2 separate regions of the Homo sapiens genome follow, and region 2 is linked to region 1. A link is a contact called in ENCODE Hi-C or POLR2A ChIA-PET data. All regions are on one chromosome and are shown on one strand. Each heading gives the region's core, a stretch centred on a gene start or an enhancer-like site at or near the end of the contact. The rest is flanking DNA. Distances are from core to core; before and after follow the strand shown.

What was found. A loop is a pair of places that touch in the nucleus more often than their neighbours do. ChIA-PET counts read pairs that join two places held with the same protein, here RNA polymerase II (POLR2A). Pooled maps may share reads with other maps.
Region 2: a map with no recorded cell type shows a loop between it and region 1 (6-fold over the local background). The contact joins the promoter of RFX5 here to the promoter of TUFT1 in region 1. A Hi-C loop is called at or near these places in 2 of 37 single-sample maps with no recorded cell type and 7 of 50 pooled maps. POLR2A ChIA-PET finds 5 or more read pairs at or near these places in 3 of 52 experiments (Panc1, WTC11 and common myeloid progenitor, CD34-positive).

Annotation. Positions count from the first base shown.
Region 1 is chr1:151,538,778-151,542,492 of GRCh38, reverse strand. It overlaps TUFT1 (tuftelin 1), which reads right to left and starts at 2,184. Exons shown (of 13, transcript NM_020127.3): 1 at 2,067-2,184. The coding sequence starts at 2,126. RefSeq lists enhancers at 1,377-1,891, 1,892-2,407, 2,923-3,439.
Region 2 is chr1:151,346,002-151,350,120 of GRCh38, reverse strand. It overlaps RFX5 (regulatory factor X5), which reads left to right and starts at 2,869. Exons shown (of 11, transcript NM_001025603.2): 1 at 2,869-2,910; 2 at 3,515-3,632; 3 at 3,788-3,916. The coding sequence starts at 3,801. It overlaps RFX5-AS1 (RFX5 antisense RNA 1), which reads right to left and starts at 3,111. Exons shown (of 2, transcript NR_131972.1): 1 at 2,933-3,111; 2 at 2,230-2,489. RefSeq lists enhancers at 2,455-2,804, 2,771-3,353, 2,408-3,607, 3,947-4,036.

The DNA of each region.
Region 1 (3,715 bases), core at 935-3,434:
TGGGAGGCCAAGGTGGGCAGACTGCTTGAGCCCAGGAGTTCGAGACTAGCCTGGGCAACATGGTGAAATCCCATCTCTACCAACAGAAAAAAAAAAAAAAAATTTTAGTCAGGTGTGGTGGCATGTGCCTACAGTCTCAGCTACTTGGGGAGACTGAGGTAGGAGGATCTACTGAAACCAGGAGGTGGAGGTTGCAGTGAGCTGAGATCATGCCATTGCACTCCAGCCTGGGCAACAGAGCAAGGCCCTGTCTCAAAAAAAGAGAAAAGAAAAGAGAAAAGAAAAGAAAGGAAGAAAGAAAAAAAATAGTAGAGGTTAATGATTCATTAACACTGCCAGTGCCAACTTGGTCTTAGACTTCTTTCCGGATCTCTTTTCTATATAGCAAGCAAGCAAAAAGCAGCCCAAACATCCCTCTCCTTTATTTATCTCATACCCTTTTCCCTCAACTATTCCAAAAGAGAGAGCAAGAGCATGGAAGAGAAGCTATAGGTGGTGTGCATCTGAAGTCCCAGCTACTCAGGAGGCTGAGGCAGAAGGATTGAGGCCAGGAGTTCAAGGCTGTGGTGTGCTATGATTGCACCCGTGAAGAGCCACTGTACTGCAGCTCCGGCAACATAGCAAGACACTCGTCGCTTAAAAACAAAGAGCAGGGAGTAGGACTTGTGGCTGACACATAATGGATAGATTTCTTCCATCTCTTCAGAGTCTCATAGCTGGGGATGTGGCAGGCTACAGAAGAATGGGGTTTGGGCAACTGGGGTTGGCCAATAGCAACATCTGTATTTTAATGTGGCAAAAACACTCATAGCCCAGGCAGAAATGGAGAGGGGACTGGGAAAAGAACTAAATGACCATCTGTATTCTAAACCTGAAATGAGTTTGAAGAAGAGCCATAATCTAGCTGCAGTTGGGTTAGCTCTACCTCAAGAGCAGGATGAGGCAGGCAGAGAGTAAGGGAGTCAGATGTGGGAGGGGGGATGATACACAAGTTCCCCATCACCTTAGTTTTCATTTCACTCCCACCCACAATAGCTTGGAAATTGATGAAATAGTACACACCTAATCTGGGTTAAGTTCCCCAAAAGAGCCTAGAAACACTCAGCCACAAATTACCCTCCTCAGCCTCTGGAGAGGAAAAACCATATGGTCAGCTAGGGTGGGGAGAACTGGGACTGGGAGCCAGAGAAAGAGGAGAGAGGGGTAGACCAGCCTGCACTGGAGAACGCCCCCTTTCTCCGCAACCCTCTCCCCGTCCAGAAGCCTTCGCTTGGGTCACTTCCCTCCCCTTCTCGGCCCGGGTTCTGCATCCCCTTCCTCCACTATCCCAGGGCCTGGCGGCTGGAGACGGAAGCAAAACTAACACACCGTCCCAGGAAGCTATCGGCAGGCAGATAGAGGGAGGAAAACAAGAGAACTACAAGGGGGAAGAAGGAGAAATCCAAGACAAGAGGTGACCCCCGGGCGGAAAGCCCTATCCCTTAGCGAAAGGTAGAGTCCCTAGCCAATCTCGGAATAGTTTGAGTCCTACCGTCCCCTACTTGCCCCCCGCCCTCCAGTCCAAGCCCTGTAATTTACTCTACCATTTTTCTTGTTACTGATCATCCAAAGCACCATGATGAAATTCTTTGGAGGGCCTCGGAGGTCACCAGGACCCTCGACCCACGGGAAAGCCTAAGCCTCCTCGGCAGGACACAACGTCCAAAGGCGCTCAGGGACCCAGTCGCTTGAGCTCATTCTCTTATGACCCAATGTGGCTGCCCAAAAGACGCCTGAGACCCGCGGCCCAAGCACGGGCTCGCCGGCGCCGAGTCCCAGGCAGGAGCCGCAGTGTCCTACCAAAGGGCAGGGACGCCCCGAACCCTCCAGCCTCAAAGGAGTCTTCACCCCGCGACTCCCACTGCCCGTCGCAGGCAAAAGAATAAAAAGAGAGAAGCGCCGCGCAGGGCTGACCGCGCGAGCCGGGCACCAGGTGATGTCAGCCAACACGGCGCGGGGCACGGAAGGGGCGGACTTAGAAACCGGGAATACAAAACGGAGAAGACAGCGAGAGCGCTTTTTCTTACCGCCGCCTGGTCCTCTGGGTGCACGTCCACCAGGGTACACCAGTTCCGCGTCCCGTTCATCTTCCCTCGGGGTCGCAGCACACACGCCACTTGTCCACCCCGCTGTCTGGCTCCAACTGGGCGGGCGCGCGCGGAACCGCCCCCTTGTATAGGCCCATCAGGGGCGGGGCTGAAGATAGGCCGCGCCCCCAGTTCGCGGTTTCGCAGAGAACTAACGATAGGCGAGGAGGTGAGGTGGGCGGAGCCAATGGGTCTGGGACATGCCCCATCGGTGCTCGCATAGATTTACACAAAGGTGGGGCTTGGGAGCGACATGGGGCTGCTTTAACTGAACAGCTTTATCTGGAGTATGTGGTTGCACATTCTTCATTAATCTTGTCGCTTTCCATCTTTCCAAGATCAGTGTTGGTCAGAGGGAATCACCCTGCCTGCTCCTAGTGGATGAGGAGTTGGAACCTGCAAAAGCTTCCTTCCATACATGCTCCTCTCCCTATACGTAAGCCACCTGTAGGCTTTGTGGAGCTGAGTAAACCTTTCCTCCACCGCAGAAAGGCAGGCACCAAGGTCCAGCTCACTCAGACTGGCCTAAGCCAGTCTGGCAGGTGCACTTCCTTGGCAAGAGGCCCAGGAGGCCCAGTCAGCTTAGGCTCTGGGTGGGGCTTGTTTTGCAGAAGCTCTTTTACTGACGCTGCCCTTATATAGTTGGGAGAGGCGGGACACATTGCCTTAAAAGGAATTTGTGTTCGTGAGAAAGGATGAGCCTTGACTTTTCCAGTTGCATTTTCTCCCCAAGCCTAGGCTGGGATCTTGAGGGCCTAGAAGAGAGGGTTGGCCAAGCAGGACCCTGGAGCTTCGTCCCCGCCCAGCTGCTCTTGGCAGATGGCTTCTTCACTTGGCTGTGGTCCACAGAGACAGCAGACAGAATACTTTAGGAGGAGGTCTGACCCACTCCTGAAGGGATAGTACTCCTATACCTGGCAATAGGCTCTAGTGAAGGGCCAGCTCCCTCTTCAAGGCAACACTAGGGCAGGAACAGCAGAAATGTCCCTACCTCCCAGTTAGGGACTGGGTCCTATGTCAGTTAGGAATGAATGAGGATTTTTCTACCTGGGAAGTGAATGCTGGGGTTATCACTATGACCCAAGGGAATAAAACCCAGTTCTGGTCTGTTCTACTCTAACCCTCAAAAAGGCATTTACTGCTGGCCAGGCGCAGTGGCTTATGCCTGTAATCCCACCACTTTGGGAGGCCGAGGTGGGCGGATCACAAGGTCAGGAGTTTGAGACCAGCCTGACCAACACAGTGAAACGCCATCTCTACTAAAAATACAAAAATTAGCTGGGTGTGGAGGCACGCGCCTGTAATCCCAGCTACTCAGGAGGCTGAGGCAGGAGAATCGCTTGAACCCGGGAGGCAGAGGTTGCAGTGAGCTGAGATCATGCCATTACACTCCAGCCTGGGTGACAGAGTGAGACTCCGTCTCAAAAAAAAAAAAAAAAAAAAGGCATTTACTGTCCTTGTTCTTCCCAGAAGGTTGTTCAGGAGAGAAGAGAATGGGGCTGCTATAAACATCTCCAGGTTTCGTAGGTCCCATCTGCTCTGTTCTAAAGGGCCTCTGAAAAGTCAGGTGAAGAAAACTCCAGCTTCGG
Region 2 (4,119 bases), core at 1,620-4,119, 190 kb after region 1:
ACAGTGGTGTTAGGGCTATCTTTCCATCAGTCTATATCCATATTTGGCTTGCTATTTATTTATTTATTTATTTAGAGATGGAGTTTCGCTCTTGTTGCCCAGGCTGGAGTGCAATGGCATGATCTCGGCTCACCCAACCTCCGCCTCCCAGGTTCAAGCAATTCTCCTGCCTCAGCCTGCCAAGTAGCTGGGATTACAGGCATGCACCACCACGACTGGCTAATTTTGTTTTGTTTTTTGTTTTGTTTTTTGTTTTTTGTTTTTAGTAGAGACGGGGTTTCTCCATGTTGGTCAGGCTGGTCTCAAACTGACCTCAGGTGATCTGCCCACCTCAGCCTCCCAAAGTGCTGGGATTATAGGCATGAGCCACCACACCAGCCGGCTTTTTTTTTGTTTTTTGTTTGTTTGTTTGTTTTGAGACAGGGTCTTACTCTGTCACCCAGGCTGCACGACAGAGTGGTGCAATCATAGCTCACTGCAGCCTCGAACTCATGGGTAATAGTGATCCTCCTGCTTCAGCCTCCCAAGTTGCTGGAACCACAGGCATGTACCACCACACCTGGCTGTGTGTGGTGTGTGTGTGTGTGTGTGTGTGTGTGTGTGTGTGTGTGTGTGTGTGTGTTTAGAGAGAGACAGAGTCTCACTTTGTTGCCCAGGCTGGTCTCAAACTCCTGGCCCCAAGCAATCCTCTTGCCTTTGCCTCCCAAAGTATTGAGATTATAGGCATGAGCCATCATGTCCAGCCCGTTATACCCATATTTATTTATGAGTATCTGCAAATATGTATACATGCAGTCTAAGGCAGTGCTCAAAACAATCAGCTTTGAGGCAGACTGCCTGCCTTTGGATCCTGATTCTAGCACTTTCTACATATATGACTAAGGACAAGTCCCTTCACCTCTCCACATTGGTTTCCTCATCTGTAAAATGGAGACAGTAACAGTACCTACTTCAGAGAGTTGCTGTGAGCATTACACGAGGTGTTTAGCATTTGGTATGGTGTCTGATACCTAATAAACACCAAATAAATTTTTGTTTGTTTTTGTTTGAGACGGAGTTTCGCTCTTGTTGCCAGGCTGTAGTGTAATGGCACAATCCTCCGCCTCCCCAGTTCAAGTGATTCTCCTGCCTCAGCCTCCCGAGTAGCTGGGATTACAGGCATGCGCCACCACGCCCGGCTAATCTTGTATTTTTAGTAGAGACGGGGTTTCTTCATGTTGGTCAAGCTGGTCTCGAACTCCCAACCTTAGGTGATCCGCCCACCTCAGCCTCCCAAAGTTTTGGGATTACAGGCGTGAGCCACCGCGCCTGGCCTAATAAACACCAAATAAATTTTAGCTGTTATTAGAAAACCTGGCCAGGTGCAGTGGCTCACACCTGTAATCCCAGCACTTTGGGAGGCCAAGGCAGGTGGATCACCTGAAGTCAGGAGTTTGAGACCAGCCTGACCAACATGGTGAAACTCCGTCTCTACTAAAAACACAAAAATTATCTGGGCGTGGTGATGCACGTCTGTAAACCCAGTTACTCGGGAGGGTGAGGCAGGAGAATCGCTTGAACCCAGGAGGCGGAGGTTGCAGTGAGCCAAGATCGTGCCATTGCACTCCAGCCTGGGCAACAGAGCGAGACTCCGTCTCAAAGAAAAAAAAAAAAGAAAGAAAGAAAGAAAAAAGAAAACCTCTTGCCAATATATCCTTATTGCCCCAACTCCACAATCTCCTGGGTTCCCCCAGCACTCATAGAAGCTGATAATAGGGAAAGGTAGGCTGTAAAGGGCAATGGTGATGAGCTCAGGCAGCACTACTGTCTTCTTTACAAAAGCACATTAATGATGAGCCTGGAGAACATATTAGATGTCAGGATGGCAAATACAGTTTTGGTTGTAACATGACCGCTGCGCAAAACAAAATACATCCATGTAAGAGGCTTTCAACCTGGAGTCCATGACCTCTCTGAAATTAGATGCAAAACTTGGTCTCTGTGTGCATTTTTCATGGTAGAGGGTCCATTGCTTTTGTCTGATTCATAACCTTAAAATGTCTTAAGTAAGAGGGTTAAGAACCCATGACCTATTCAGTACAATGTTCCCTGAGTGTAAAAAGTTCCTGTGGCATCCAGCACCCCCGTGGGAGTCCATCAAAATTCCAGGGTTCACCGACTGCAGAACTATGGGGATGCAAATGCATTTGCAACTCTTTGGAAGTAAAGTACACACGGGAAACCAAGAAATACTAAGAGGGAAAAAGCATTTTAGTTTAATGGGTACAACTGCTGAGGTTTTGAGGCCTCCATCAAGAAGGAAAAGAGAGCCCAGATTGCAGGTCTGTTGCGAGTAAGTGTGTCTGCAGGTTGTATTAGGCATGTGGTGATGGTGATGGGGGGTTATAGGAGCTTACAGTGAACTTCCATCACTCCTACCCATCATTGTCTAGTTATTTTATCATCCATTGATTCTTCTCTTCCGGCAGCTCTGAGGACCGTAGACTAAACTGAAACACAAAAGGGGAGGGCAAAAGAAAAGACAGTTCCAAAGGGAGCCGAGCGCCCGTTCTTTCATCCTGCGGTCCCTTTAAGAGAAGAACCTCTTGGGACCTGCAGTCCCAACCGACCCCAGTTTTAACCGAAACCCAACCCGGACTTCCCCCTCTTGACTCAAATAAGACCAACTTTGGATTTTCCCTCCCCTATTGACCAATCAGATTCTGTTACCAGGCAGACTTCAGCGGCCGCCGGTACGAGCCCGGCGCCTTCTGTCTCCGGGTGGCAGCAGTGACCAATGACAGAGCAGGCCGCCCGTGTATCTAGGCAGATCGCGGCTGTTACAACCATTCAGAAAAAGGAAAATAAAGCAACGCACGAGCCGGCTGGGCCAGGACCTTGGGGCTGGGCTGGAGTGAAGGTGGCTACGAGGTAGTTTCTCTTTCTCCCTTACCTTTATTGTTGCTTGTGTTGGAAGGCGACTGTTCAGAGGTAGGGAGGGGCAAGATGAGTTGGGAGGAGAGCAGAAAAAGATTGTAGCTGTATTTTCAACAGCTTCTTCACCCATGTGCACGTGCCCGGAATCTGGGACCCCATTCCCCTGCCGGGTTTCTGACGCCCAGCGCATGAGTTCCGCTACCCCGCCCCACCCCCGCTCCACTTTGCAGAAACCGGGGATTGAATGGAGGGGGAAGGGAAGGAGGTGGGGGCGCGCCTCAGGATGGGCTGTTGTGGGAGATGACGTAGGGGCCGGCGACGTGGGGAGGGGGAGCAGCGGGGGAAGTCGTGGCGAGATTAAGTAATGAGAACTTGGGCCCAGTTTTTTTTCCAAGCCTAGAAGGGCAGAATATGTTCGTATCCTTTCTGACCTCCCAGGCATATGCAATGGTGAGGAGTATTTTTGAGAATTAGAGAACTTTGTTTTGTGGCTGTTATTGTTGTTTTTGAGGGGGAGGAGGGCAGTATGGGGTCAGAGGCAGAAATGAAAATTTCTTGCTAACATGGATTCCCAATCCCCCTATCTCTTCCTTTACAGTTTTCCAGATTTAGGAGACTTCAGAAAGGTGGGGCAGATAGAATGGAGATGGCAAAGATCTCTTTGGGCATATATGGGCCTGGCGAAGTAATGGAATAATTTCTAATTTTCGGAGAAGGCAAGTGGTGAGAAAAAGACCACCGGGGAAATTCGGAGGCTTTGTTTCTGTTTCTCTGCCTTTCTGGGTAAAGAGATGAGGAGTGCCCTGGGGCCTTCTGGGGAAGGGAAGGCCAGTGTGAGTTACATCTTTATGCCTGTCCCTCTCAATTCTAGCCCTCATGCCGGGATGGCAGAAGATGAGCCTGATGCTAAGAGCCCCAAGACTGGGGGAAGGGCCCCCCCAGGTGGTGCTGAGGCTGGGGAACCTACCACCCTTCTTCAGAGGCTCCGAGGTACCATTTCGTAAGTACTCATCACATCTCCAAGTCCTGTCCAAGACCTGAGTATAGATCCCTGCAGCACTTCACTTTGGCTGTAGATGAACTGCCTCTCAGCAAGGGCATGGGAGCAGAGGGAGATTTTTGGCCATGGTAGCAATTCTTGAGCACCTGCTGGGCATTTCAGTCCTTTTCCCTCCCTAGCAGTCAGATAAAGAGACAGGGAAA